2 separate regions of the Mus musculus genome follow, and region 1 is linked to region 2. Evidence: chromatin loops called from intact Hi-C (ENCODE). Cell type or tissue: left cerebral cortex. All regions are shown on one strand. Links, peaks and the distances in the headings refer to the core of each region. The heading gives the core; the rest is flanking DNA. Region 1 holds the start of Klhl8 (kelch-like 8). Region 2 overlaps Aff1 (AF4/FMR2 family, member 1).

What was found. Peaks named below come from ENCODE experiments on the same cell type or tissue, not always from the same donor. Only the 100,000 strongest peaks of a DNase experiment are listed, where the experiment ranks them.
Region 1: it touches region 2 in a loop (5-fold over the local background); 5 of 42 quality-filtered maps call a loop at or near these places.

What each region holds. Positions count from the first base shown.
Region 1 is chr5:103,900,246-103,916,042 of GRCm38, forward strand. Klhl8 (kelch-like 8) reads right to left here and starts at 11,014. Exons shown (of 10, transcript NM_178741.4): 1 at 10,871-11,014. In left cerebral cortex, for the core only: no CTCF peak of the experiment used is centred there; DNase peaks (open chromatin) are centred at 7,793, 8,060, 8,612, 10,075 and 1 more place; H3K4me3 peaks cover 1,282 bases; H3K27ac peaks cover 446 bases.
Region 2 is chr5:103,851,102-103,866,898 of GRCm38, forward strand. Aff1 (AF4/FMR2 family, member 1) reads left to right here. Exons shown (of 20, transcript NM_133919.4): 20 at 1-4,221. Klhl8 (kelch-like 8) reads right to left here. Exons shown (of 10, transcript NM_178741.4): 9 at 13,101-13,302; 10 at 10,949-12,090. The coding sequence ends at 11,967. Among named protein-coding and RNA genes, the nearest start is that of Gm42139, 27 kb to the right of the region's middle. In left cerebral cortex, for the core only: CTCF peaks have their summits at 3,265 and 5,378 (motif pointing right); DNase peaks (open chromatin) are centred at 3,169, 3,911, 5,383, 5,877 and 1 more place; H3K4me3 peaks cover 201 bases; H3K27ac peaks cover 782 bases.

The DNA of each region.
Region 1 (15,797 bases), core at 2,824-10,823, 51 kb after region 2:
CAAGAAATGGGAGTGGGTGGGTAGGGGAGTGGGTGGGGGAGGGTATGGGGGACTTTTGGGATAGCATTTGAAATGTAAATTAAGAAAATACCTAATTAAAAAAAACAAGAAAGCAAAAAAAGAACTTGGTGTAACTTGGGACTTACAAAGACTGCATATGGGGGCTGGCAAGATGGCTCAGCGGTTAAATGTCCAGAGGTCCTGAGTTCAAATCCCAGCATCCTCATGGTGGCTCACAACCACCTGTAATGAGATCTGATGCCCTCTTCTGGCGTATCTGAAGACAGCTAAAGTGTACTTATGTATAATAATCAATAAATCTTTGGGCCAGAGCAAGCAGGGACTGAGGGAGCAGAGATAACCAGAGCGAGCAGGCTTGACTGGAACGAACAGGGTTGACCGGAGCAAGCGGGCCGACCAGAGCTGACAGAGGTCCTAAAAAAAAAAATTCAATTCCCAACAACCACATGAAGACTCACAACCATCAGTTCAGCTACAGTGTTACCCATATACATAAAATAAATAAATAAATCTTAATTAAAGAAAAAAAAAAGACTATACACTAAGGGCTGGCCCACTAGGAAAAGTGCCTGAACACGAGGCCCCAAGTTTGATCCCCAACAACTGCATAAAAACTTGTATGTGTAATGAGGAAGCAAACACACGTGGATCCCTGAAAAAGCTCCCCAGGCAGCCTAGCCGAGTCCCCCCAACTCCAGGTCTTGGTGAGAGGAAACCATGTAAGGTAGTCCTCTCCTCCACAAGCACGCACACACAGACACACACACACACACACACACATGCACATGCAGCTGCACACACCAGAACCTGCACAACACACGGGGCTGTGCATTAGTGTTTGGTAACTATATAATTGAACCTACGCTCCATAACTTAAAAACAGAAAACTCTTTTGACTACATCTAAGATTCCTGCCCCATGAGAACAGAGCAACTCCTCCTTCTCACAGTACATCTAGCTGATTTAAAAAAAAAAAAAAAGAAGCAGGAAACAGGAGAAAGGGCCCTGAAGTCTCTCTCCAGACACCTGAAACATCACCATAACAGAACACAGCTGGAGCCTCCAGTTTTCCCTTCCAGAGGCCAATATCCACTAACAAAACTTGACTCAAAAGAAGTAGACAGGTTCTAATGAGCTGATGTAACCAAGCAATGTTTTTAACATGCAAATAAAGGTCTAGTGAATTACAGAAACAGAGGGCACCACACTCAAACAACAACCCTCCACACTCAAACAACAACCCACCACACTCAAACAACAACCCACCACACTCAAACAACAACCCACCACACTCAAACAACAACCCACCACACTCAAACAACAACCCACCACACTCAAACAACAACCCACCACACTCAAACAACAACCCACCACACTCAAACAACAACCCTCCACACTCAAACAACAACCCTCCTGTTCTACCCCCCTCTTTGACTTTCACCGTCTGGCATGGACTGTCAATGTGTAGTGCTACTACATAGCACATAAGGCTGACTACCGATCACTGTCAACAAGCAGCAATTCTATTTTAGAGCACACATTAGTAAGCAAAGTGTTGAATAGAAAGCTCTGGATGAGAACAGAAGTTGTACTTTTAATCCCAGAACTCGGAGGCTGAAGCAGAAAGGCTTGAGCTCTGGGCCAGACTAAGTCACACAGTGGATTACAGGCCACCCTCAGCCACTGTGTAAGACTCTGTCTTTTATCTTATGTGATTGACTGATTGATTGATTGAGTAATCTATATCTGCCTGCATGCACACATGTGCACCTTGTTCTGCTTTCCCCAGGGACAGGTCAGAAGAGGGTGCTGGGCTGCCCGGAAGTGGAGTTGGGGATGGGTGTGAGCCCCCATGTGGGGACTGGGGATTGAACTCAGGTCCTTTGCAAAGAGAATCCTATCTTACAAACTAAACAAAACGGAATTCCAAGTGACACTGTGACTGATGCTCTGCTTAACTACGGCTGCAGGACTGGGGTGCAGCTCTACGTGAGAGCCCGCCCCGGCATGCTCAGGGCCTTGCACTCAGTCCCAGCACGGCAACACAAAGGCAGGACTCAGCACTGCAGTCACTGCTGTTACACCCACTACAGGAGGCAGCAGTCCTAATTGTACAGTGTTGGAAAAAGCTTCAAACTGTTTACAGTTCAGTTAGGTGAAGACTTTAGGTGCTACAAAGGCAGAAAAAAAAACTGTATCAGCGTTTGGCTAATTTAGGAATTATACCTGTAAGCTGGTGATGCAAGCGCACGCGGTGCCACTTCACAGGCTTAGGAAGAGGACAGGACCATCTCTGTGTGGAACCAAACCTGACTACACGCACCGCACCACTGCATACACACCACACCGCTGCACGTAACCTGCTATCTAACATCTTCCCCACTATCCACTTTCTGAAATGCCCTTCCTTCACCAGGGCCCTCGTTGGCCCTGACTCGGTTTTAAGACTCAAGCCTTCTCCAACCTGTAATGGAAATATCAGGAGACCAAGGAAAACTGCCACACGTTTAAGCAAGCTTGAGTCATACAGTCAGTTCCATGACAACAGGGGCCACAGTGAGACACCCCACTTCAAAACGAACACAAAGAACCAAACATACTTTAAAAATCAAGGCTAGAGCCATGGCCCAGGACTTAAGAGCACACACAGCTTCCAGAGGATCTGAGCACCCACCACAGGCAGCTCACAATTTCAATTCCAGCTCCAGGGAAGTCCAATGCCTCTGGCATCTGTGGACATGCGCTGGCACATGCGGTCTCGGAGGCGAGCACATACACACACACATGCATGCATGCACGCACATACACACACACACAGAATAAAAGTAAGTCTTTATGAAAACATTCTCGTCTTCACACTCGCCTGCCTCCTAGGCTGATCTGGATGAACGACTTCCGTGTGTCTCTCACAATCTGATTTATCTCTTCATTGCATTCATCACAAAGCAGGTTATGTTATATACCACTCTTTGGGCAAATTTTAATAATGTAAATTATTGGCTACTTTGCTAGTAGCTGTGAAAAATTACCAATAAACAACACAAAGAAGACAAGGGCTGTTTATTTTGGCTCGTGGCTTCAGAAGCATCAGGATATATCAGATGTTACTATCATTTAATAACAACAATGTTTTCACATGTTCTATGAGCAGTATTATCACAGTACTAAATACTCTCCATGAGAGTTCTGTTCAGGGGCCTATTTTACTAAGCAGGCACTCAAAGGAAGCATCATGGAAATTTCTTCGCTGTTTGAACTGGACCCCCTAGTTTATTACAGCCAGGATGGTCTGAAACTCTAATACATAGTACCCGTCAGGCCATGGATTTTATCTGAATACGTGCATTCCACGTGCGAACCATGTTTTTCAGAGGAAACCTACCTACATTGCTCGTTGCTCTTGAGAATGGCATAAGGCTAGCCTATGATTGCTATTTGAATATAAAGCCAAGCAAAAAATAAATTTGCCAAAATTTGTTGCCAAGGATCAAAAAACAGGATATTTCACAATAAAAACTGAGTGGCTTAAAATCAATCCGAATGAACTACCATTCGTAAGTAAGGTTTAAACTAGTCCCAGTGATTACAAGCTTGGACCTTGGCGTCATGCTCCCTTAGCACTGTTGGGAGGTGGTGGCAACTTTAGGGGTGGGGGATAAGTAGGGGATCTTAGAGCAGTGGCTCTCACCCTTCCTAACAATGCATCCCTTTAATACATACAGTTCCTCATGTGGTGGTGACCCACAATCATAAAGCTATTTTTGTTGCTACTCCATAACTGTAAGTTTGCTACTGTTATGAATTATAATGTAAATATCTGTGTCTTCCCTGGGAAAGGGTCATTCAACCCCCAAAAGGGGTCACAACCCACAGGCTGAGAACCACAACCGAGGCATGCTCTTAGAGGGGCCATGGCAGGCTGGGCTCCCTCTGTTTTGCTCCAGGACAAGCTCCCGCTATGACCTCACCACCAGCCCAAAGCAATGAGCCAACTAAACTAACAACCTAGAACCCCCAAAACTGGGAGCCAAAACCAGCCCTTTCTTTTTATGAACTTATCCTCAGGATTCTGTTGTAGTAACAGAAACCTGAATAACATATGTGGCCACAAAGAGCATAGGTGTCTGAAAGCGCTTTAATTTTTTTACAGCATGCACACACAAAAAATTTAGTATGAACACACACACAATGAAACAAACATACTGATGTCACATAGCTGCCACATGGGTTTATAAGCACACACTACCACTCCATCCGTCAGTCGATCATCTCAGGTTGTAATAAGGATTCTGAGGTTTGCAAACATGAACAGAAAATGCAGACTTTGTGGTTGGTAATGATGTGAGCAATATAAGTTTAAAGATGGAGTCTTTAGAAATCTCTATGGAAAACCGATACTTAGAGGAGCACTTTCATATCTACTCACTAATCGGTTATAAGGTATGTTCCCTTTTCATTTCCATGTCTTTTATAAAAACACTGTCCTGCAAGACTGGTCTCTGAGCACAAAGATTGTGAGAAGCTCTCATTCCTGTTGCTCAAGGAGAGAGACTCTGGCTAAGCTTTACCACTAAGATATACGAAAGAGCGTGTGAATCAGTCACCAAAGCAGATCACTCGTGTTAAAGCACACTTAATGCCCGTACCCTATCCTCTAGTCTAGATGGACCCAGGAAAACAAATGACTCAGAAAAACTGCTGCAAAACAACCAGAGTCGGGCGTGGTAGCACGGCCTTACACTCTAGCACCTAAGAGGCTACGACAGGAGAATTACCAGTTCAAGGTCCCATTTGCTATACAAGGAGTTCCAGGTCTGGGCTACATAGAGAGACCCTGACTCAAAGAGGAAGTCTGATTCTAGTTATGAAGAAAGTTTTGGATTATCTCAACCAATCTATTTCTTATTTGCCTTTTTAAAAATGTTACTCCCATCTCTCAGGAGGCAGAGCTAGGCAGATCTCTATGAGTTTGAGGCTAGCCTGGCCTACAAAATGGGTTTCAGGCCAGCCAGAGCTAGATGGTGAGAGCCTCAGAATCACTCCCCTCAAAGTATGCAAAAGTAATCTTATTTAAAACCTAAAGTAAACCCCAGTGAACGATCAAGACAAGCAGTAGCCCCTGCCATGGAGGCGCTGGATCATCCACACCGGCTCTAAGGATGCTCACGCATTGCTTTAAAACCTTGCAAACAAACTACACAAGCTCTACTTTAAAACTAACAACAACAACAACAACAAAAAGTAATTGATTTATACAACTGCTGATTTGGATTCACGCAATGAACTGATCCCAAAAGCTGTTTACTAAAGAATATGAAGTGGAATTTCAAACCAGGCCACAGGGACTGTGCGCATGGGTCCTAAGAGCCATATTCCCAAAGCACTTCAAAGTCATTCTCAGGAAGGACAGTGACTAAATGTTGTTATTATTCCAGCTGGCACTGAAAGTGGGTGACTCTCAGGTCCTGTGCTCAGAGACACATCCTTACTGATAGGATAGTGGTGAGGTGTTAGTACCAGGGTGCCTTGAACCCTGCTGAGTCGTTCTCATTTATAAAGGAAACTAGCTTGGGGAGTCAGTAACCTTTGGGATCTAATGACCAGACAGGAAATATCTTGGGCTCTGTGGGCTATACAGTCTCTATGAAAACTGTTCACTGTGGACAGCACAGCCATGAAGGAGCACTGTGTCCTGATACATCTGCAGCCACGGATGCAGGCAGCAAGTTTGCTCTAGTCTGTAGGCAACCACTTGACCCTGGGTTTAAGTCGGTTTGTTTCTAGATCTACCTACCATAGCATTTGTTTGTTTGTTTTTCTGGTTTTTCGAGACAGAGTTTCTCTATATAGCCCTGGCTGTCCTGAAACTCACTTTGTAGACCAGGCTGGCCTCAAACTCAGAAATCCACCTGCCTCTGCCTCCCAAGTGCTGGGATTAAAGGCGTGCACCACCACTGTCCAGCTTACCTACCACAGCATTACAGAAAGCTGTTGCCCTCTATCTTTTGGAGAAATATGTTGGCCGTGTCTAACACAAGGCACAAGACTAGCAGAGTCTTGTGAGACACACAGTCTGGGAGTCTATTAGCTGTGGAGGCTTGGGCGAGTCACACAATCACTCAACCTGATGCTTTCCTGTCAGGCGGTTCTGAAATTTAAATGAAGTGATACGATATAAAGTATTTGGCTTTGGATTTAGTTTACATGAGGCGGCCAAGAAATGAATGTTTTTACTGTAATTAAGTACTGGACCAGAGGTTTTTGGGAAGAAACACAATTCTCCAATTAATAATTTTTTTACAGCAGAGAAATAAGGCATGCTTATGGGCATTTTGGGTGCAAATACAGAGAACCCTCCACAGACAAGGACTACTTACATCACCCTGTCAACCTCTTCTTACACAGACAGATACACAGAGATGCGCATACAGTGCTATCTTGACTGAAACACTTTACATACACACACACACACACACACACACACACACACATATACATACATACATGAATGACACCTAAATGACAGTATCATCTGACACCTAAAGAAAAACTACTTTTAACTGTAGTGGATAAAGAGGCTCAGAGAGGGTAAGAAAGCCTATCCAATACCACAGAGGTGTAAGGCAGGAGTCAACATTAGTAAGCCTGACTACATAGCCCAAGTCTCATGACTATCCAAATATGGCACTGGTTCTAACTCCGTGGCTGTGCCTATGTGTGTCTTAATGAGCACCGAAATAGTATCAATAATGATCTCTCCATACAACAAATACTTTCCAACTTCTTAGAGCTCCAAAGTAGAAAGGCACCCATAAAAATCACTCATTTTAAATTGTAGTAATCCTATCAGGATTTTTATTTTCAAAGATGACCACCACTTGTTTTTTACACACAGCTAATCTAATGCAAACTCTCAAGTAAAGAAGTAAAGAATTCTTTATTAAAATGAAGCAGTGGGGCGATCTCATATACAAGAAGCTCCCTACGAGCACCGCCACTGTCCTCTCATGGACGTTTGCTCACATCGTATTTATGAGAAGCCCGTCTGCAGAGACACAGTTCTGCTCCTTGCTTCACAAGTTCCCGAGTATTACAAGATCATGAGCCTTCTGCGTTGTAAAGCATTCAGATTTCCAATAAATCTGCCCAATATCAAAAGGGGGGAAGCTCAAGGAGAAAGATGCTACCCTGTGGGAGCGTGCAAAGCCCAGCACTCTGTCTACCCCTGCTTCTAAACTCTACTGTAAGAATGAATTCAAACTCAGAAAGATACTAATGCTAAGATTCTCAAGATAAATGTAAACTGTAACAAACTAAAACCATAAATTACAATCTAGTACTGGATCTAGGCAAGACAGTTACATTTTTCTGTAAATCATACATGGTATGTGCTTTCCAAACCAACAATTCTAAGTGTCAAAGAAGTCATCAATTAGGATTTAATAAAGCTTTACTCTTTTATTTAAATATTGTGTAATTAAATTTAAATGAATATGGCATAATTATAAGCATGCCACATAAATATCTTCTGTGAAAAGTAAAATAATTTTCTTAGCGTTTGATATTCTGAGAACAAGAACATCCAAATTTTAAAATAAATCAAGTTATCTTTTAGCATTTAAGATAATACTATTAATAAGGCTGTAATACAGTACTGGATCATCTACTCTAATGCTCATCTAAACTGGCAGGCAAGGTAGGAAGAGTCTACTGAGAGTGATGGTCGGCCAGGCCCTGCCTCCAGAAGGCGGCACTCCATCACCAACACACCTCCCACTCTGGAAGGGACTCCATCTGCTTCAAACATCTCATTTTCTCTCCTCTACCACCTCACTCCCATTTTTAAAAAAAATCTGCAAGTTTTCTAATAAAGAAAGCTTGTAGACAGTTGAAGCCGGTGGTTCCTGTAATCAATCTCCCTCTTTCCCTGTGTGTGCGTGTGTGTGTGTGTGTGTGTGTGTGTACAGTGTGTATGTGTGTGTGTGTGTGTGGTGTGTGTGTGTGCGCAGTGTGGTATAGCCTGACAGCACATGGCTTGTCTACCCAAAGCCCCACAATCAACACGAAACACTCTTGCCAAGCCAAATGCAGTCACTTTATGAGATGTGATTGTGAATACTGTAATCCCAGGAACTTGGGAAGCTGAAGCAGGAGGATGTGAAGTTTAGAATCATCCCAGGCTACACAGCAGAATGTTGTCTCAAAAATACAACAAAGTAACAGAGGGAAAAAAAAACCTTTTGAGAAGAAGAGGACTTCCAACCCACTTTGAGTGAGAATCTGTTGAATCGGGCCTACTCTCCAGCAAACAGAGACAGACACAGAACTAATTCTTAGACTCCTGGAAGACCAGAGTTCAGAGTGGGGGGTCGGAGGTGGGGTGGGGGAGTTTCCAAGGTGTCACCAGTCCTTCCTAATTTCTAGGTCTAGTTTGCAGGGACCAATTAAATAAATCATAAGCAAAGAGTCAGGCAGAGGCACAGTCAAGTATTAAAACTCCTGCACCACCGGCCCCTCAGCAACAAAGCGAAGGCAACAATGTCTACACAGCACTGGCCACCAGGGAGGAAACTGCACTGGGGCTGGAAGAATATGCAGTGTAAAATGGCCCCCACATACAATAACGACTTAATCCTCACAATTCCGGGAAGACAGAGGCAGGCGGTATTTTTATCCCTCTTCCCCAGCTAAGGAAACAGGTTCAGATAACAACTTGCCATGATTAAACAGCCAATGAGTGGAGAGCAGGGATTTTAACCCAAGAACTAATTGCAGACCTGAGCTCAGTCCACTATTATACCTCCTCAGAGCAGAGCAAACAGGCTGACCGACCACACATGAGATGCTGGCCCAGGACGCAGTAAACAGCAATTAGTGTATTCAATCTCCAGCACTGCAAAAACGTTTTTTAATTAGAAGATTTGAATATCCGATTTCCTCTTATTTCATTACTTAATATAAAACTTTCTTCCAGAGAAAGATATAATTATACTAAAAAGCCTACCACTAAAAATCATGGCTTTTTGTTTTTTTAGGAAACATTTGTTCCTGCTCATGTTTTTAACTCTTTATATACAAAAATAAATTATTTGTTGAAAATTCAGACATAAGAAATGGCTTAAGCTGGGTGGTGGTAGCATATGCCAATGCTGACTCTGGTGATAGATGCAGGGAGATCTCTCTTGAGTTCATGGCCAGCCAGTCTATAGAGCTAGCTAGTTCTAGGTCAGTCAAGGCTATACAGAAATGCCATCTCGAAAATCTGAAAGAAGAGAAAGGAAGGAAGAAGGGAAGGAGGGGAAAAGCTTAAATACCCATTTTTAGCCTTTTGTTTAGATTTTGCTGCTGCTGTTTTGAGACAAGACAGGCCCAGGCAGGTCTCAAACTCAGTGTAGCTGATGATGACTCTCAGCTTCTGGCTCTCCTGTCTCTCAAGTACTGGGATCACAGGTACACACCGACACATCCAGTTTGTGCAGTGCTGGACATGAAACCCAGGTTAGGCAAGCACTCTATTTGAACCCTAACATAAAGGACAGAATTTTGAGAGATCATGAAACATCAGTGTAGGTTCTGATACCACGAGGGACTTTACAACAGGGAGGTTGGGTTTCTGTAGGAATGGGGAAATTATACACTCTGGTTAGCTTTCGCTGTGACTTCAAATTAGGATTTGGAATTTATTAAGGAATGTGTAACGTTACAAATTAATAGCACTAACAGTTATCAAATGCTAAAAGAATAGTTTTAAACGTAAAAATTCAGACTGGAGATGTACTCAGTGGTAAGTAGTGTGTTCTCCCGGCATGCTCAAGGTTGGGGGGTGGGAGGTAGAGTGGAGGGGGAGGGGTAGAATAGGAGAGGAGGGGTAGAAAAATATAAGAATGAATATAAATCCAAGCGCATACAGCTGAATACAGCATCTTGTGACTTCTTTTTATACTTGTGTTCCAACTATTTGGTATTTTCAAGGCAACATGACTAAAGTTTTAAGTAGGTCAGTTGGTTTGACTGACAAACCAAAAAATAGGTGCCAGGAGAAAGCAGGCAGAGAAGCAAAGGCTAATGATAAAGCTACCTGCACGCAGTTCACAAGCTCTGGTAGCACTAGCAGAGGGTCTCTGCTCAACTAAACGTACCCCACCCGCCCCTTAGCACGGCCAGGGCTCACGGAAGATGGGGAAACAAGACTGAAAACAATTAACGAGGGGGGGGGGGGCGGGGAGAGAGAGAGAACAGCATTAAATAGAAAAAAGAAAAAAAGAAAAAAAACCCACGTGTACCTGGCAGGTTAATTACTGTGGCAACCCAGGTTCTAAGTAAGACCTATTGCCCAAAGTATCTGCCTACGCTAATACCTTAAGGTAAGAAGCAAAATATAAAGGTAGGCAATTAAAGCAGGTTGGCAAGAATATTCAAAACTGCGAGGATTTCCACGAAATGCATGATAATAAATACTGCCTGCAGGAAAAGGAAGGTAACAAGCTCCCCAAACCGTAACATCAGGGCCGTGCAAGCCCGGGAGACGGTTGGGAACCCCAAACTGTGTCCACAAATCGGGGACCCTCCCTGGAGCAAGCCACGAGCTCAGCCTGGAGCAGCGCCACCCGGCCGGGTACGGATTTTGCAGGAGCCCCGCGAACCCCGGGAGGGGGACACCCCTGAAGTCGCCCAACCCGGACCCCGAGCACCTGCGCCGCCGCTCAGGACAGCGCGGCCCGCGAGGCCCGCCCGGATCCCTTCGGTTCCCCGAGGGAAGGCGCCGGCGCCGCCCGGCAGCTCCTCACCGACGCGAGCGCGGGTGACCGCTCCAGGCTGAGACCCGCGCGCGGGATAACGCAGCGGTTACCTCTGTCCGCGGCCGCCGCGCAGGCCGAGCCGCCACACCCGCTCCGCGCCGGCGCCGCGCCAGCCCCGCTTGGACACCCCGGGGACGCGCTCACCGGCCCGACCGCTCGCTCGTGCCCGGCTCGGCCGAGCGCTCTTGAGAGCCGCGGGGGCGGGGCGGGGCGGGGCGGGGTGGTGAGGCACGAGCGTGCTGCGCGCCGCACTCTGGGAAATGTAGTTCTCTGTTGCCTCTTTGAAGAGCGCGCCTGCGTTTCCCTTCCATCCCTCCCAGTATTCATCCCCTGCGTGGGGAATATCCCAGATTTTATAGCTATTCCTATCAGTTTTATCTCATGCTCTGCAAAATGTATACAAAACAGCTTGTGTCTGCAAAGCAAGGAAGTAATTGAACTAAATACCGAGTGTTAAACACAATTGCTAGTATAAACTGGTGAGATAAGGCAAACTCTCAGTAAAGTTGCTGGAAATGTAGGGAAAAAGAGCAAGGGCATATATTAGGATAGTTCCCTGAACTCTTTTTTTCCAGGGCATTCTGAAGCTTCCAGAATCTTCAAAGCATATTCGAAATGTAGCCATAGACCAGGTGGCTTGGTGCAGGAAGATAAGGTCAGCTGTTCCTGTGGCTGAGATATAAAGATACAAATTGGATCCAGCCTAGGCAAACCACAGAGACTCCAGCTGGGCCTGAAGGAGACAGGTGTCATCACCTGCTCACTTGCACTGGTTTGCTTGTGCCAGCTAGACCCCAAAGGTCCCAGAACCTGCTCAAACATCACCCACGGGTGGGAACCGTTGCCTTAGGGCCACTTCTGCAGGGCTCCTCGAAAATGAGGATCCGAAGTCCCCTGAAACAGAGAGCTCAAATCCATCCTTCTTCCTCAAGTGGTTTTGGTCACGTATTTCGGTACAGTGAGAATAAATTGCTACAACTCTGGACCTAGAGAGGAATTTCTGTTGGCATAGCGGGTTCAGGCAAAAATAATAATAATAATAATAATAATAATAATAATAATAATAATAATAAATCTTAAAGTTAAATATTCATAGCAAATGGGGAAAAAACGAGGGAGCGGGGCAGCCAGGACAAGGACCTGTCCTTAGAGGGATACATCCATAACAACAATTTCACCTAATTATTTTACATATCTATAAAGTGAAGATAAACTAAAAAGAAACGAAGCATGTGGTTTTCTAAATCTAGAGATTTTTCTTAGCTTCATTTGAGAATACACAAGCTGGTTCATAAACAGAGGATATTAGACTCCCCTACCCTGATCTCTATGAATTAAAACCAGAAAGGATGTGATGACACCTCCTGAGTAATTATCTGATTGCACTGGGTGGGAATAAACGGTAATGTTAAATCCCAGTCGGCATTTGCATTTTATATTTTAAGTCTCCCCCTCTAATCCTGGATTAAAAGGCTTTAAACCTCCACCAACATTTCAGATGCTGTCTGCAAATGGATTCGGAAAACTTAATCAAGAAGACAATTTCATCTTCATCTGTAAAGGAGATGAAGCTTGCAGGCAGCAGCAGGAAAGTCTGGACAGAGTTGCGGAACGTCTCAGCGTGAAAATGAACCATCAAGACAATCACCTCCCTGCTGCAGCACCTCACTGGCTTGTATCCCTGTCTGCCCACTCATGGACTCTGACCATCCCCTTCCTCTATGCCAGTCTTACTTGTTTAAACTTCTCTGAACCAGGAGTTGTGGAATCCCAGCATTCAGGAGGCAGAGCAAGCGTTCCAGACCAGCCTGGGCTACATAATGATAACCTCGGGCTAACCTGGGCTACAGCAATGAAAGCCTGTCTAAAAAAACCAAAACAGAAAAAAACGGAAACAAAAAGCAATTACCTCCTGTGCTCTACCTCCAAGACACATTGGTGTCTTCCTTTCCTGGCCTTGGCTCCGTGGCTCATTTTATGCTAATAAATTAATGATAGTTTTCTGTCCGGTACCCATGTAATCAATCTGACAAAGTTATCTTTAAATCAGACTAGAGAGATGGATCAGTGTTTCAGAGCACTGGATGCTCTTCCAGAGGACCCAGGTTCTGTCCCCAGCACCCTACTGGTTGACTTTGGCCAGCCCTGGCAAGGTGAGCAGGGCTCTGGCAGGCTTTGCCCCTGTCTCCCATTTCTTCTGCCTTGCTAAAACCAGTAGATTGCATTCCTGACACCAGCCATCGAGGTCTGTCGCCTTATTTGACCACTTCCCCTCTTGAGGCTGACGACCAAAGTCCAACTATTGAAATGATGATGTCCAGCAACCAAAAGTCCCTTTTGGCTCACCTGCCCAATCAAAACAAACCAACTCATCATAACACGGGGCTTCTCTCTCTTACCCTTACAAAACACCATTTTCCTATAGGTCACATCTGTCCCCACTCTATGCAGAGACAGTCTTTTGTCCCTGCTTTAGGACAAACATTCTCCCTCCCCCCCTCGTTCCCTTCCCCTTCTCCCCTGTACTCTTCTCCCTCACCCTCCCTCTCCTGTTGTTGTCTCTTATCTCCTGCCCTCCATCCCTCTGGGGTAAGTAAATCTTGGTGTTGGCTGAGAACTCGGTCTTGGGGTGTCCTGGGCCATTGCCCATCCTTTCAGTGGTGGCTAACAACAAGCAGTAACTCCAGTTCTCAAGGATCCAAGACCCTCTACTGGGCCTCTGTATTTATGTGGTGCACAGAGGTATATGCAGATAAAACACTCATATACATAAAATAAGATATACACAAATCTCAAAATAAATGAACAACCCTCTGCTCATCTTCACTCATCTCTGAAATGTTTGAAGTTCCTTCATTTCTGATTGGACTTTATCATTTCTGCTTCTTTTGACATGTTGCCTGTGGAATCCTAACCACCATCCGCTATTACTTAGACTTTTTAATCAGGAAGGCTCACCCACTCCTTGTCGCCTCCCCCCCCCCCCACAGTGAGACCCTCTTTTTATCCTTACAGTAACACGAATCCTCAAGCATTTTAATTAATTTTTACTTATCTGCAAGTTTCTTAGACAGAAAAGAGAAACATAGTACTTGATACATACTATGTTCTTAATAAATGATGCCTGCATACACATCAGCTTTGAGTAATTAATTGTTTTGCATACATGTCCAGTCAAGGGCCAGGTAGTAAGTAACTTTATTAAATAAACCTTGTCCCAGCTCTCCAGCTCTGCTTCGTAAATGACAGTAGCTAGTTCTCACTGCGGCTCCAGATACTTGTGTAAGAGACAATGTGATAAAGGTCCGAGTGAACGGTGAAGGGCACACCTCTGGACGAGGTGGCACTGTTAGAAGACATGCTCACCAAGAGGTTAGTGGGTGAGACTAAAACAGGAAGCATCTTTGAGATGGCCACTGGCACTTCAGCTGTGCTCCTTGGAAATCCCCAGTGTTGACAGGATTTTTAACTTGTTACTAATCTGTCGTGGTGGTGGTTTTTGTCACTTTTTTTTTTCTTATTTTCAGTTTTACTACTTTGTCATGCCCTCGTCTAACCAGCTTCCACACCCTGCTGACCCTGCCTAGGTGCGTCTGACTCAGTCTGCACATGGAGGGAACTGGAATTCTCTTTGGAGCAATATATAAAATGTGAGAGTAAGAGCAATTGTCGTCCCATTCAAAATGATGACAATACGAAAGTGAACAGCTGGGCCTTGGACACAGGGTGGAATTCAGTGGTAGAGCATTTCCCTAGTTTGTGCCAAGCCCCAGGTTTGTTCAGCAGTTACGAGCACATACATGAACACACAGGCACACAAAGAAAAATCACTTGCAATAATTATTTTTGAAACATATCTAAGATGCTTCAAAACAAAACTTCATTCACACTTACTTTTTAAAGATTTGTTTGTTTATCATGTATACCATAGTCTCCCTGCATGTATAACTGCATACCAGAAGAGGGCACCAGATCCCATTACAGATGATTGTGAGTCACCATGTGGTTGCTGGAAATTGAACTCAGAACCTCTGGAAGAGCAGCCAGTGCTCTTAATCGCTGAACCATCTCTCCAGACCAATTCACTTTTTTTTTTTCCCCGAGGCAGGGTTTCTCTGTGTAGCCCTGACTGTTTCAGAACTCACTTTGTAGACCAGGCTGTGCTTAAACTCCAAGATCCACCTGCTTCTGCCTCCCAAGTGTTAGGATTAAAAGCATCCACAACCATTACCATTTTCTTCATCTTTATGGTTGGAACAGGCAATATGTTTTCATAGCAATATGTTTCAAGTTCGTGTTTTCCAAATTATGAAAAGTGTTTCTTTTGCTGGGTCTGAGGTTTTTCCTGTGTAGCCTCAAACTCTCATCAGCCTTCCTACCTCAGCCTCCTGGGTGCTGGGACTATATAGGCAAACACGACCACAGCTGGCTTTGAACACACTCCTTTTTTTTTTTTTTTTTAAATTTATTTATTATATGTAAGTACACTGTAGCTGTCTTCAGACACTCCAGAAGAGGGAGTCAGATCTCGTTACGGATGGTTTTGAGCCACCATGTGGTTGCTGGGATTTGAACTTCAGACCTTTGGAAGAGCAGCCGGGTGCTCTTACCCACTGAGCCATCTCACCAGCCCAACACACTCCTTTTTATTAAGCTATAGTTCCATGTGACATACTCTCGGGCATTAAATTTACATCTTCATAATACACTTTATGTCTGAAAAAAATTTACAATAAAAATAAAAGAAAGATCTTCTTAGCTGCATCTCCTTGCTTTCTTTCCTCAGTCAGAGAGCTCCAGCATTTTTTTAGTGATGAATGTAAAAGTTCACTTCTTATTCCTTCTTACAATTATCTACAAAGTACAGATGGCTACGAGACAGAAGGCCAGGTGTTTCATTAGACTTTGTTGAAAATTTCTTTAAAAGGAATTAAGCAAGCTTATGGGAGGAAATATCTGTCTTATATTTTTTCTTCC
Region 2 (15,797 bases), core at 1,024-9,023:
GTTTTTTTCTGTTTGTTTGGGCGATAGGATAAAAATTGCAAATGAGAGGAAAATTTCAGCAAACTCTTGTCATCTCAGAAGCCATCCTAGTTTGCATCCGGAAGGAATTTTTTTTTTAAATAATAATAATTTCTGGTGAAGGGCTTTAAAGATTTTGTTTTCTTTTCAAGTTTTAAAGAATACATTGTTTGATACATTCTGATGGCCATCTGTGGAACACACCTTGTGAAGGACTCCATTGCACTCCCCTTACTGCAGGGAAGGGGCTCTGATGACAGAGTACTGATATTTACAGAATTGAAGGTGACAACCCCACTCCCCAGTGCCTAGAGTGCTGCACATTGTCTAGCTCTGGTCTCTCTGGCTGTCCTGAGAAGAATCCCTAGTCAGTCCTATGGGGGAGTGGCAGCATTTGGATGCGGGTTCTATCTCACAGTCTTCCCCACAACCCTAGAGGCCTAACACTTCCTCCTGACACACGCCACCAAAGGGACTGGCTAAGCAGCATTGACCTTGGGCGAACACAGGAGCCTCATGTTGACTTTGGGCTGTAGGCAGATGCAGTTCATCATCTGTCTGCTGGAGCTGGAGTCCCGGGCACTGACAGTGCTGTGGCTACCCTGTGTATCAGTGAGCGAAAGTGAGAAGTCTTCCTAGAGAGGTATTTTTCTGCTACAAGTGTTTTATATTTATAGCAAAACTCAGCTTTCTATCCAGGATATCCTTGGCTATCCAGGGGACATTAGCTCCTGGAGAGGATGTGGAGTTTGGGGGGGGGGGCAGGATTAACTTCAACTTTAAAAAACACCCCACTATCATACACCTTCAGTCCAGACCATCTTCTAAGGTATCGTGACTTGATGAGGTTGAAGAAGATCTGTGACCTTCCCAGGCTACACCCCACCCACAGTAGACCAGGTTCACTTAGATGGGAAGTGAAGAATACACTCAGAATTCACACCTGCCCGTAAACACAGGCCTTTCCTTGAGACTTCAAGGTTACTACTGGAATACTCTCAAGTGTTTTTAAAAAGCCAGTTCTTTTTAATCCCTTCTAGAAAGAAAGTAGAATTTGCACATGTTCACCATGGAGGTGTGTTACGGCTCCCCCTGCCTCTCTTTCCTGCCAGCCATGCTTGTCTGTGTGCATTTGGAGATTAGTGGAGATGGGAGACCCATCTTTCCTTAGTGATGATGTCTGTGGTCCTTGTGGTAACATCAGGACTTTCTTGGTACCTTGGTTAAATCTACACAGGGTCTCTAGGTGAGTGCGATACCAGGTTTTTCAGGGCAAACTGTCTGTGATACTCCTTGGTCTTCTCAGCCTTCTCTCCTGGTTTGAATGAAGCCAGAAAATGGCTACCTTGTACATATCTGAGTATAGACCAAGACGGTGATCCAGCTAAGCCCTTTTCTTTATTGATATTCTGAAGCCAAGCCATGTCTGACTGAGTCGAAGTGTATGGTAGGTGGTCCCTAGCACAGTGGGGCTTGTGGGCTCATCAGGATCTTTTCTCCCACAGCCCTGCATCCCTTGCAGCCTGTTGGTTGTAAAATGGCTATGATCCTTGTGAGAGGTTCTGGCCTACTGAAGTTTTGCCAGAGCATGTGTACATCCTGCCAGCAGATCACTGTGCCCCTTGCCTGGACAGAATCAGCCAGTGTAGGAAGAACAGGCTGCCTCATTCTTTAATGGGTGGGTTTTCTCCTCAGTTTTATTTGTACCTTGAAAACCAATGCAGTTGGACAGGATCCGTTTGTGCCAGTTTGGTCTGTAGCTATTGCACTGCTGGTTTTCCCACAACACTGCACCTAGAGAGCATGAGCCTTGTCTGTCTTCTTCAGGGGAAAACCCCAGGGCTGTTCTGCGCTGCTTATTGTAAAACCCCGAAGACTCAAATTTTATACCATCTGCACAGTTCACTGTGTGCTTAAACTTACCAGAGGCAAATTTTCCCCTGAGGTGATTATTTTGGGAGGACTATAACATTAGCCCCTTTGAATATCTGATGTTCTTAAAACCATGGAAGAGCATCCACCTTATGGGGGGGGGCAGCATTTAATGAATGAATCTTCCATTTGCCACTACAAAGGGTGTGTGTGGCCCATCTGTCTGGGACACAAAGTAGAGGAACACAATAATGTTTTCTCTTTTGGAAAAAATTAAAATTAGATACATGTAAAAAACCCTGTTACTAAAACAGGTTGCCCTTGGTTAAGGTGCCTAGAGGGCAGACCACATGGCAGTAGGGAGGAGCAGGAGGGCCCAGCAAGTGCTTGCTAATGGTCCCTTACAAAGTGACATTTATTTTGTAGAGGTTCTGACAAATGTCTATCCATTCCCTGGACCACCACCACCCAGCCTCATCTGTAGGAAGTTTCAAACGGGCTCTTCCCCATCTTAATTGAAAATGTGCCTTTACTATGTTGATGTTAGGGACAGGACCTTAAGTCCTACGATTCCTGTTTGGTAACTTATAAAAGGACTTGTGCTCTTGAGCTGTGGTCTCTGATGCAGAAGATGAGAGATTCAGCTAGACGTATTTGTGCCTTTGCTGACCAAACATAAATTCTGAAGTTACGCTGTTTGTTTTGCTGTGGCTTTGAGTGGGTTCATGGGTTTTATATGTTTCCTTTCCTGCTTTGTGAAATTCGAGATGAGTTGGGCTTAAAAAATATTATATATATCTAAGATCTTTCCATACCTCTTACAGATTCTTTTTCTTCTTAATGACTTATTTCCCCCAACACTACGAAATGTCTTTGAAAATTTACCACTTCATCTGTTACCTTCTTCATCAATGGTTAGTATTTAAATCGCCTCAGAATGTTTTAGGGGCTCCTGTCTAAAACACAGAAGTGTAGGTTTTTCTCATTGAAGAATGAGCTATGGAGATGCGAGGATCAATTTTGATGCCCCCCTCCCCCTGCCTCTTTCCCCTGGTTTTGGCTCATTTGGAACTACTGGGCAAGAGGACTTTTCCTGTGGAAGGGAAGTGTAAGGACAGACGGGCATGTGTTGGGATTTTGGGATTTCTGCCAGGCGATCCTCCATATGCAGTCCAGTTTCCCACTTACTGAGAGCAGCTGTCTGGTAGCCGTGCCTCTTACTGATGCATTGACAAGCACCGCATCACCACATTTCTTTGAGCGACTGTAAAATTTCCTGGTTCCTTGGGGGTGAATCACACTCTGTTCTGTTCCGCTGTGCGTCAGACATCAGCAGTTACTGTGGTGGGCAGAGAAGTGCCTCTTTCCCTACCTAAGAGGGAGCCAGAGGACAGGAAGGAAGCGTAGAGCTCTCTGCAAGCCTGTATATTGCTATATTTGTCCCCATAGGACACCGGATTGAGGCTGGCGGCAGGCAAGCCGGGCTGCACTGTTGAGCTGGGGCGGGGGGAGGGGGGCAGAGGCTGACCTAAGGAAGATGAACTCACTTTGCTTAGATGTTTTAGCAATGCTCAGTACAGGCAGTATTACGTTTGCCTTTCATTCAGGCCATGACATGTATTGCTAAGAACACTGCACATCTCATGATATCGCGGGTACACTGTTCGTGGTGGGGTGTGTCCATGTGTGTCCCGAATTTTAATTTTTTTCTGAATGTGATCATGCTTTGGATGATACCTGAGCAGGGTTGCCTTTTTTTTTTAATTTATTACCATTATATATTATATTATATATTATATATTTTCTTTCTTAAAATGTTAGAAGTCAAATCTTGGTATTAAAATTGCTTTAAAAAGGAGTATGTTGTCAAGGTGATAATGAGAATCACTGGTCTGCCTTTAATGAGTTTTTCTTTATCATGGAATAATGTGCCAGCTCTGATCAGCACAGTGGTTTTGTGTGCAGGCTGGGGAAGCAGCCAGGCTCCCGGTGAAGATGCGCAGTGCAAATACGGGGAGCACCACAGATGTAAAAATCAGCATCAGCAGTGGAACGGCACCCCTGGGGCTTCTGTGAATGGGGTTCATCTGCCTCATGGGAGACTCTGAAAGGGGGCAGACGTGATCTGTGAGAGTTTTTTTTAAAAGAAACTGCAAAAGATCTTTCCAAAGATGATGTGCCACAGATCTTTTGTTTTTCTCTGTAACAAGGACTAAGTGCTGTCTTAGAAAAGGTAATTGACTTGTTCATCTTCACAATCTTTCCTTTCCACAAGATCAAACTGTAGGGAAAAAAAAGGATATTTAATAAAAATTTAGAGAAATGATTGGAGTTGAGCCTGTGGCTTTTATTTTGTTCAAATGAGAGGATTCTTGTTTGTTGAGCCAGGGTCTTTCTGGAGCTGACCTCACAAGAGTGAAATGTGAACTGCCCTTCAAATATGCACTGGGGCTTTCTGTGAAACTCAGAGTTAAAACACGATTCTTTAGGATTGACTTCAAAACTGATGGGCAGACAGACCATCCATACTCTATGGGAGGAGTTGATGCTTGCCTTAGAAATACCAGGCTTGCTTTAGTAACCGAGCAGGCACTGGGTAAGTGGCATCCGAGGAGTCCGGGAGCTCTAGGCTTGTCCAGGGCGATGCTAGGGCCCCAGGGTCCTTATCAGTATTTATACCTGTATCTGAAGGCACACAGTCCGCACACACATGCACTGATCAGTGACACAGGCGCTTTGCCATGGTGTGTGACACCCTTCAAAGGACAAACTGCTTATTTCCTTCTCTCCTTTCCTGAGGCCACCTGCTCACCTGCACATGTCCTTTCCCCGGGGCCTAGGAGCCTGTGGCAGCTGACACTGGGTCTCCACATTCACACTGTCTAGGTCAACTTTAGGACACTACTACACTGTTGTGAAGAGACCCTGGTGCTCCCTGCACGTCTGCGATTCAGGACACTGGTGCAGATGCCTCTCCTGAAAGGGTGTGGCGGGTCTGAGGCAGCAGGGCAGTCTCCGCCCTTCCCTCTCCACAGGCTTCAGCCACTCCACCTGTGTAAACCCTTACACCACTAAGGCCTTGGGGCGGAAGGTGGATGAAATCAGGAGCAGCCTTTTAGTGTTGACTTTAATGAACCTCCAGAGATTAGAGAGGGCTCAGGGACAGTGAGTGGGATGGCTCAGTAGGTGACGACGGCACTTGCCACTAGGCCTGACAGCCTGAGTTCAGATCTCTGGGTTTCACATGGTGGAGAAAACACATAAGTGGTTCTGTTCCCCGCCCCCACCCCACCCAAATAAACTTTTTAATTAAAGCCACCAGCCTAGTTTCTGAGGTAATAATGTGGTGAAGAGAAAGAATATTTTAAACCTGGGCTCATGTTGTTCTTAGTATGCTAACAGACAGGAAATACAAATTTTAACCAGCCAGTTTTGAAGCTAGGCTTCTCCTTAGGGCTAGGTTTCCCAGATGTAATGTGTACAACTGGACACTAGATGGCAACCGTTTCTTTTGGTATTAACCACAGTGACCCTTCACACCATGTTGAAAGAATTTAACCAAAGGTAATGATGACACCAGAGGTTGAAAGGAATGTGCAGAACTAGAAAACTTTGTGTTTCTGTGGGAATATAATGATGTGGCCTCTTTGCACAACAGTGTAGTAGTGTCCTAAAGTTAAAACCCAGTTCAACCCCAGAAATTCTTAGAAGTGGGGGAGTTGGGGGGAGCATCAACATTCACAGAAAAGCTGGGCCGCTTCCTGGGTCAATGGGAGTGTCCAGCAGACAGGGCAGCCCCTGTCTGTTGCCTTGAGGACAGCGGCCAGTGTCTCACAAGGACTTTGAGAGCAAACTCTGTAGCACCACAGCAAGGAGACACAAGAACTCTGTGTCCCATCATGCCCCGCGCCTGTTTTGTTCTCTGGCCTTGAGCTTGTGCTCATGTTCACAAAATAAAAACCAGCAGGCAGAAAGCAAGAATAGCACTGTGAGGAAAAGTGAGCCACTGGATACTTGGATTATCAGCTACTAAAGGAGTGTGAGTGTGTGTGTGTGTGTGTGTGTGTGTGTGTCAGTATGAATGTGTGTATGTGTATATGTAAGAGTGTATGAATGGCTGTGTAGGGGTGTGTGTGAGTGTGTATATGTGTGTGTGTGTGTGTGTTAATGTATATGCATGTGCATATGTAAGAGTATGAATGTGTGTGTGTGTGTGTGTGTGTGTGTGTGTGTAGTGCCCCCCAAGCATTAAAGAAAAATCAAAGCATTCAGCAAAAAAAGCCAAGAGCAGGCAAGATGGCTCAGTGCGTGAAGACACCTCCTGTCAAGCCTGTGCCCATATGGCAGAGAAAGAACTGGTGCCTGCAAGCTGTCTTCTAATCTCCATGCCCCTGCTATATGCACATGCACACACACACACACACACACACACACACACACACAACACATTCCCTGGGAAAGGAAGAAAAGAGGGGAATAAAATAACATGGAATTGAAAGAACACCCGTGGCCCACAGCTGCAGTGCTCAGAAGAGAAAAGCCTAAATCTGTGTCACAAACTGTACTAACTGTGCTAGCAGGACACACTCAAGGAAAGCCATGTCTACACATACCATGAAACACTGCACCACGACAGAGGCAGACTTTAAAAAACTTCAGATGTGCAGGGGACAGGAAGAGCAGGGTCCACAGAGGTCCATTAGTGCTCAAGGGAAACAAGGCACCAACAGAGTGCAAGTTACTCCTGGGTTCCCACAAAAAGCGCGACCTAGAATGGGAGCTGGCAGGGTAGTAAGGGCAAACAAACAAGCCTGAAGCAAGATTCCACAGCAGCACACCACCAAAGTAACTTCAGGAAAAACAGAAAATGGTCTGGGTAGAAACATCTCACTTGCAAAAAAAGGTCCGGATCCAAGAAACTGTGCGAGGGAAGAAAGGGCACAAATGGCAGTGTAGGCACCCATGGAAGACATCCAGATCGACCATCGGGAAATGGGAATGGCTGGAGGGAAAGCAAGCCACTTTATAAGACCGGGGCATGGACAGTTTGGTGTGGTGCTGCATGCCTCTACAGCACTGGGGATGCTGAGTCAGGAGGATTGCAGCAGGTTTAAGGCTACCCTGAGCTACATAGTGAACTCAAGGCCAACCTAAGCTACATAGCAATGCCTTCTCAAAAAACCCAAATATTAAAAGTGGTTCTGGAACAATAGTGATGATATTGGCGATATTTCTGAATTCTTTTAACACCACATGCGGCAGAAGCATTGAAGATACAAAATCCTTTAAAGGCTCTCAGAACCACAGCATCCCACTGTGTGAACCGCGTTCAATGGACTGACTGACTCTCCAGACCAGGGAACGGAGCTCCAGGGCTCACAACAACTTGAGAAAACCGGTTGGAAATGGTACAGTTCTGCCTCATTCAACAGCAGGTGAGAACAAGAGAGGAGATCTGAAACAGCTCTTGGGCACCACAGATACTAAGTAACCAGCCTAAGACTGCGCATGCACCACTGATACTTAAGTAACCACCCTAAGACTGCGCATGCACCACTGATACTTAAGTAACCACCCTAAGACTGCGCATGCACCACTGATACTTAAGTAACCAGCCTAAGACTGCGCATGCACCACTGATACTTAAGTAACCAGCCTAAGACTGCGCATGCACCACTGATACTAAGTAACCACCCTAAGACTGCGCATGCACCACTGATACTTAAGTAACCAGCCTAAGACTGCGCATGCACCACTGATACTTAAGTAACCAGCCTAAGACTGCGCATGCACCACTGATACTTAAGTAACCAGCCTAAGACTGCGCATGCACCACTGATACTTAAGTAACCAGCCTAAGACTGCGCATGCACCACTGATACTTAAGTAACCAGCCTAAGACTGCGCATGCACCACTGATACTAAGTAACCACCCTAAGACTGCGCATGCACCACTGATACTTAAGTAACCAGCCTAAGACTGCGCATGCACCACTGATACTTAAGTAACCAGCCTAAGACTGCACAAGCACCACTGATACTTAAGTAACCAGCCTAAGACTGCGCACGCACCACTGATACTAAGTAACCACCCTAAGACTGCGCATGCACCACTGATACTTAAGTAACCAGCCTAAGACTGTGCATGCACCACTGATACTTAAGTAACCACCCTAAGACTGCGCATGCACCACTGATACTTAAGTAACCAGCCTAAGACTGCGCATGCACCACTGATACTTAAGTAACCAGCCTAAGACTGCTTAAACCTGGGCATGGTAATTCACCTTGTCCCTCAGCATTTGGGAGCCTGAGGCAGGATCACAACTAGGTCAGCTTCAACTACAGACATCTTGTCTCAATAAACAAGGGCTGAAGATGGGGCTCACTGGGAGAGTAAGAAAGGCCCTAGGACTGACCGCAGAATTGCAATCAAACAAACCCCAACTCATCATGAAATCCCAGGTGACAGAACCGAGAAGGGAAGCAGATATCTCAACATACACTGCTTAAAATAGATGATGACCAAAACCTCAGTGCACACACACACACACACGGAAGAGCAATACGAACAGCCAAAGAAAAGATCTTGCTAGTTTGCTATGGTAAACTAATGTTATACTAAACACTAGCCTGTCCATGAATTCTCATATTCTCTCTCTCTCTCTCTCCAAGGAAACCCTTGTATGTAATTAAAATTGCAGATATGTCAAAGTGAATGTTAACAAAAGCATTCCATGCAAAGCTTGTGTCAGCAAATGACAGTCTTTGTCTTGTCTCCTGTTACTATGAAGAAATACCCTGACCAGCACCGTGTACACACACAGACATAAATAAAGGAAACAGCATTTAGTGGGTAAGCAAAGGCGATGGCAACCTGTGTTGTTGGGGAGCCTCTCACACCTCCCTGGCCAGTACCTCTGAGGGAGGCATCTTATGCCTTGCATGGTCATTTCCATTTAGGAGCACAATTGTCCATCCATACAGGTAATTCCAAACTTTTCCAGTTATTTTTTTTTCCAGCTATATTTTAAAGTTCGCTGAGAAGTGGGTTTGCACAAGGACTTTTTCTTAGCTCCTTGGTTTTGGTTAATGCACCCACTCCTCCTCTCTCCCGTCTCTTGTCCAATCCTGCTTTATCTATTGACCTCCAATAACCCTCTTCTTCCTCTTCCCTCTTCTCTGTAGTCTACCATCTCTCAATTATAGTGTGTAATTGGCCTCTAGACTCCTACTCCTGTCACCGGGTTAGTTTTCCCCTCACTTCAGGTTCTTCCACGTCCGTGTGCCCCTCCCGGCTTAGGCATGGAAGGTGGGGGCAAGTGCTTCACTTGGCTTTCAGCCTGGCAACCCAGAGACAGACCTCACATTTTTCACTTATAACCTCACCATTTGAGCTGTCTCACACCGTAAGTGCTGTTTGCGCCTGAGGCCAGAGAGATGAGGCCCCATACAGTGTTCATTTCATTCTCGTGTTCCCTGTCCCCGTTTCTATACATCCACCACCAGTCAAGGTCCTTATCCCTCTGTCTGCACTCATCCCGCAAAGCGTCTTCCCTAGCCTCTAAGAGGCTGCCTATTCACCCCATGCACTTCCTTCTGCTGCTGGCAGGCCCACCGGGCGATGCTTTGACCGTCACCGTGCCCTTCTTTTCATATTCTTTTATGAGTGCCTCATATTTCACTGGTACAAGGGCACAGACTTGGCATGTCAGGTGACCGTTGTCTAGTAAAGATTAGAGCGGAGTACACCCAATGAGATATCAAGATCCTCAACCAGTGACCACAAATGTCCAGCCATCCAGTAGACGAGAAGCTGACAGCAGCCACGCTTCAAGACCTTTTCCATGTTCGGCTAGACGGAGCGAGTGGGCCAAGTGTTATGGTCACGTGCTTTGAGGGTTGGCCGAGACACAGCCAGCTAGACTAGAGAGCACTGGTCTGGCTAAACCTGCTCACAGGCTTGCACAGAACACATTACAGGAGCAAGCCTGTGTGTGCTGTTTAGCATCCCTAGGGAGCTGGCTCTGGAGGTGAAGTTACATCCACTCCTGCTTCAAAGGACGTTTACCTCAGGATGTCTTCCAAGACCCCCTTGTCCAGGGTCGGGCTGCTCCTGTGCTCCCTGGCCCTGTGAGAAAGGGCAGCAGGCCCCGAGGGAAGACGCTGTGACAGTGACAACAAGTGAGGAAGCTGCTGTTCAGCCTGGTCCTGAACATGGAGGAGGGAAGTCATTCTGGGTTCCTTTCTAATGCAAGAGACTTAGCTACTGCTTGCTTATCCCATGATGTAAGGATGCCTGGGGTGGGAACAACCAATGACAAGTCCTGTCCAGAAGATACCTGCCTGGGACCGTCCGCACAGGTCAGCTGCTCCAGCTGACTGACTGGGTGTGCAGGGCCTCTTCAGGGCTTTCTGCTGGATGGTGTAGGAGTCTGGTCTGATGCTCTCCTGCCTTTCTCCTACTTTCTATCTATTCTTTTATGTATCCCACTTGCTGACTACTTAAACTCACTCATTTGAAAGAGAAACCATAGTGATCATAGATCACTAGCCATACAAAACACCCAAAAGCAGGAAAAAATTGCCCAATTTGGGAAACTTAAAATCTGCTTCATGAAAGATGAGGACACCAACATGGTTTTGTTTTGTTTAAAGTGTCTGGAAGGCACTGGGCCAGAGTTAAGCTCCTCGGTGCCCATGTGATGCCAGGCAATGAAGTAGGCTGCCTGTAAGTCTAGGCCTCTGGAAGTAGAGACAGGAGATCTCTGGGACAAGCTGACTCCTCTGACTAGATATATAGATTAGCTCTGAGTCCAACTGAGAGTCTGCCCCAGTGAGTAAAATGGACAGCAGTCTAGGGGACTTTGATGTGAATCCTGTGACTCCACAAGAATGTGAACACGTGTGCACATGGACTCACATGTATAAAACACACACACACACAAACAATGAAGACCTCATGTCACAGTAGGATTACTAACATGCTAGGCTTCAGATTATCTGTAGAAATATTCAATAAAGTATCAATAAATACACTGGAGGACATTAAACAATGAAAAGACTAGTAGTTTCCATTTTTTTCTGCTTTTACCAACAACATTTTATTGATTAATGACAAACTTGAACTAATCAAACTATACTGCAGAAGGAAATTTTGTAAAAATGCATTCATGTCCTGATAATAAATAAATTCAGCTTTGTACAATTAGAAAAACCAGGACAGTGACAAATGACAGAGTAAAGAGAAAATGGATCCTCGCTCCAAATCCAACGACAAACCCAAAGAACGAAGTTCAAGGAACCTCCCCATTCCCTCCCTAGGTGGACATGGGCGTCACACACCCTCTGTCTTTTCACTGGGCGGCACACGAACGCGGATCTCATTCACCGGGCGCTGCACTAACACTAATCCACAGTCATCCCAAGAAATTCTCCCGGGTGGGAAAAGAATAGCAGCCACCAGACTTCGTGAGGAAGCCAGTACAGTGGTGTCCTGTAGTTCTGAAACTCGAAATGGAAGCGAAGGCCTTCTTACAGACACTAATATGGTTTCAAGAATGTTTCAGAAACACATAAACATTTTCCCTACTTCATAAACACCCAAGAACTGAAAGTCACCATCTAGAGACAAAAAGCAAGACATGAATTCGTCAGCACCGTGTAGAATGATCCTCAAGGGAGCAGGCCTTAAGTTCTCATGTTGATGAGTGGACATCTCTCTCCTCTGGGAAAAACCTACTGCCTGAAGTTAGTTTCTTCAGGAAAAAGAATAGATGAAACTCAATAAATTACATTTTATTCATCAAAATAAAGAGCTATTTTAAGGTTTGGCACTACATCAAACATCTCTCAGAGCAAGAATGGGTTCAAGATGGGCTGCTTCCAGCCCGCTCCACTGTTTGCTGAAGCAGGAAAGAGCTCACCTGGCTTTATGACAACAGCTCTCACCCGTCAGTCCACAGACGTGTATTCACAACAGCTGACATTCAAAAACAGTCGCTGCAGTCACAGTCAAAAGGCCTGCTGTCTTCCTGTCCATCAGACGGGATTGTGTCCTTGTTGCTGGGACTTCATCACATACAGTCAACCACATTAGTGGACCCGTGACCCACGTCTCGGATCTGGCTAGTTAAACAGTCACACACGGCCACACCGGCACCAGCTCGGCAGTGAGACACAGGTCCGACCAGCTCCCACCTGGAGAGACAGGACAAGACTGTCACCACAGAGCACAGGGACCCCAACCAAAGTCAGGACTCAGGACTACGGGGCTTCTTTTAAAAGATACCGAGTTCCTTAAGGGAGAAAAATATCCCCAAATTATATATATATAAAATTTATTTATTATTATATCTAAGTACACTGCAGCTGTCTTCAGATGCACCAGAAGAGGGCATTGGATCTCATTACAGATGATTGTGAGCCACCACATGGTTGCTGGGATTTGAACTCAGGACCTTCGGAAGAGCAGTTGGTGCTCTTAACCACTGAGCCATCTCTCCAGCCCCAAATTTTATATTAATAACATAATATTCCTCCACTATCTCAGTTTGTTTTTTGCAGGTTCAGTTATCTACAGTAAGCCAGTCTGAAAATATTTAATGAAAATTTCCAGAACTGTCTTTAAGTTTTAGATGCTATGCTGCTCTGCTTTTCCTAGGATAGCCTCTGGCTGGTGTGTCACTTAGAGTTGGACCAACTGTCATGGTATTGGGTCCTTTTGCTCAAATGACCTTTGTTTAACTTAATGACAGAAAGAGCAGCGAAGGTGGCAACGTTATCTCTGCATGCTGTTTAAATGGTCCAATTTATTAGTTAATTGCTAACTTTATTGTGCCTACTTCATGCACTCAACTTTATCTTTTTTTTAATCAATTAATTTTTACAACCTGACTGCTGTTCCCCTTCCTGCGCCCCTCCCAGTTCTACCCACACCCCAGCCATCCACTCCTCCCCACTTTGCAGGCTTCCCATGGGTGTCAGTCAGACATGGCCTAGCAATCTGCAGTAGGACTCCATGGCTCAGTAGGGGGAGAGGGTCCCAGTGGCAGGCAACACAGGCGCTGAACTTTGTCTTTGGCATGTGTCAACAGGCAAAGCCCAGCTTTAGATGTAAGGTTTGCTGCCATCTGCGGTCTCCACTGAGAGAGAGTGAGGGCTAATGAAGAGCTCAGCCTTGCCGCTAACGAGAAGCGGTGTGCACTCACTTGTTCAGCACGGGGTCAAACGCCTCCACGGTGTTTAGGTACGCGTTGCCATTGTGACCGCCAACTGCAAAGATTTTGCCCATCACTGTTGCGATCCCTACGCCACCCCTGGGAGTGGTAAGAGCTGCCACATAGTCCCACTTGTTGCTTCGAGGGTCGTACCGTTCCACGGAACTCAAAGGGGAGTTGTCGTCAAAACCACCTACAAAAGCAATATTTAAAAATGACATCGCATTTCATAAAACCTAACAACTAAATCTCAACTCAACGGCTTATAAAACTCCAGCTTTTATCAGACCTGGTAGTATACATGTTTAATCCCAGCACCTGGGAGACAGAGATAGGACCTGTGGAGCTCCGTGAGTTTGAAGTTAGCCTGCCTGTGAGTTTCAGAATAATCAGGACTACATAGAAAAACCCTGTCTCAAACAGAACAAGACAAACAAAATCAAACCCTCAAGCTTTTAAAGTTATTTTAGAATGATTTAGGGGGAAAAATTTACTGTAACACCTCTCTACCACCCCCAACTACAGTTTTCTATAATTTAACTCCATGCACTCAGTATTGTGCTTTGACAGTAGACTTAAAAATCTTTTTTCTCCTGGTTTTTGAGACAGGGTTTCAAGGTGTATCCCTGCCTTAGCCTCGTCAGTGCTGGGATTATGGGTGTATGCCATGTCTGGGTTTAAAGTGTTGAAGTGAAAAGGAGGTGGATTTATGGAGAGGAAGCAGCCATTCATAGTCTGTCCTGAGATTCCAAGAGGCAAGACCAGCTTCCCTCTCTGTGTGCTAAGTAGCAGGGAGCCTGAGACCTGAACTGCACCAAACTGTGATGCTCATCCAGACAGAGGTGCAAGCTTGCCAGGGCTATGCTTTTAGTTGTGAGCCTAGCCCTTAATGGCTGAGCCATCTCCCCTGCCCCAGGGCTTGTGTTAAAACCGTTACTGCCGGCACAATTACAGAGACAGTGGGCCGTGACTGAATCCCATCCACTTTTGCCACAGTCTTCTTCCTGTCATGAGGTCTACATAAATGGTCCTTTCAATAGAGAATGACTTAGCACACCCCTGAGTGATGCCTGGTCTGTCACTGTGACCTCCACCATCTTTCCTGAGTCCTTTCTCCATTTTCCTGATATGAAGAGATATTGCTACTGTGATCCTTTCTTTAAAAATAAAGTCAGGTCGGGCGGTGGTGGTGCACGCCTGTAATCCCAGCACTTGGGAGGCAGAGGCAGGTGGATTTCAGAGTTCAAGGCCAGTCTGGTCTACAGAGTGAGTTCCAGGACTGCACCGAGAAACCCTGTCTCGAAAAAACCAAGAAACCAAAAAATAAAAAAATAAAGTCAGTTGGGGAGGGGGTGGGGTGAAAAAAAAATAAGGTCAGTCAAGTAAAATTCTTCTAATGAGGTTAATTTTATTATGTCAATTGAAATAAAATAAAATTCACTAATTTTATGTACATGACCAGATGGATTTTTTGCAAATGCTTATCACAGTCTCATCAGAACATAATTCTCTCCCTCATACTTTAAGTCTGTCACTGTTCATGCTAACATGGAAGATTGGGCTTTAGCAGTTAATTCTCCATAGCCTTTGTTTTTATTGGCTCTGTTTTATCGCCATAGGTAATGAGACAGATTTCAGTGCTGGGGACACAGCTCAACAGTAAAGTACTTGCCTACCACACAAGAAGCCTTAGTTTAGGTCCAACCCTTAACAATGAAAAGCAAATCGAGACAGAGAGAGAAACAAAACAGAATGCAGTGGGCTGGCCGTTAAAGGTGCCTGTCCCGACATCCTGTCGTCACTCACACTGGCTGTACCGGTTTTAGGGAGGATTTGAACGCTGAAGGTTGTTTGCTGTACCTTTTGGTGCTCAGGACTGAAGCCAGGGTCTCCTGCACGCCAGGCAAAAGCTTTGCTATTGAGCTGTCCCCAGCTCCTAAGAGGGTTGTTCTAATGCTTGGTCCGAACTGCTCTTTTTATCACATCTGTTTCAGCTATAAGGTCCCAAAGGCTTAGTAAGTGGTAGCACACCTGGCGCCCCTGTGGCCCACAGTGATGTGACACCCTGTGACACAGTGTGACCTGCCCGTGGTTTGCAGGTGTGAAAGGCTGTGACCATAGACTATAAGAACTTTGGTTCCCACATACTTCTCCATAGCATGTCCGGGGACCTGACTCTACAATTGACTCCTGTGCTGTAGGTGAGGCTGGGGGCGGGGAGGGGGAGGATCTGTGTTATTTCTCTGCTTTTCAGGCAAGAGCACGGGAAGAGTCAGTGTTACTTCTACTTTCAATATTTAGACAATAATACGAATGACACGCTCTCCTACTGAGACCTGCCCACAGCGCACTTCAGTGCATTATACGATGTAAACCATGTGCCATGACCCCTCCCAGCTGCTCCTTCTCTGTGAAGAACAGAGCAGCTTCCAAGTCGGACGTGCACCGTCCCTAGCTCCTGAGACAACCCTGAGAGTTGGGCATTCCATTCCAGGCTCACAACTATGTAAAGGCCCCACTAGCGGGTGCGGCACACCCACAGGAGGCTGCGCAGTTCTGCGCCACTCAGGAGGCCTGGCTGCCTCCTTCCCAGTACAACATCAGTCCAAATTATTCTTTTGAATGTTAAGAATCTGAGAAAGCACAGCTCTAAAAGTCCTCTAACTCAGCACCTCAAGCAGTCACAGA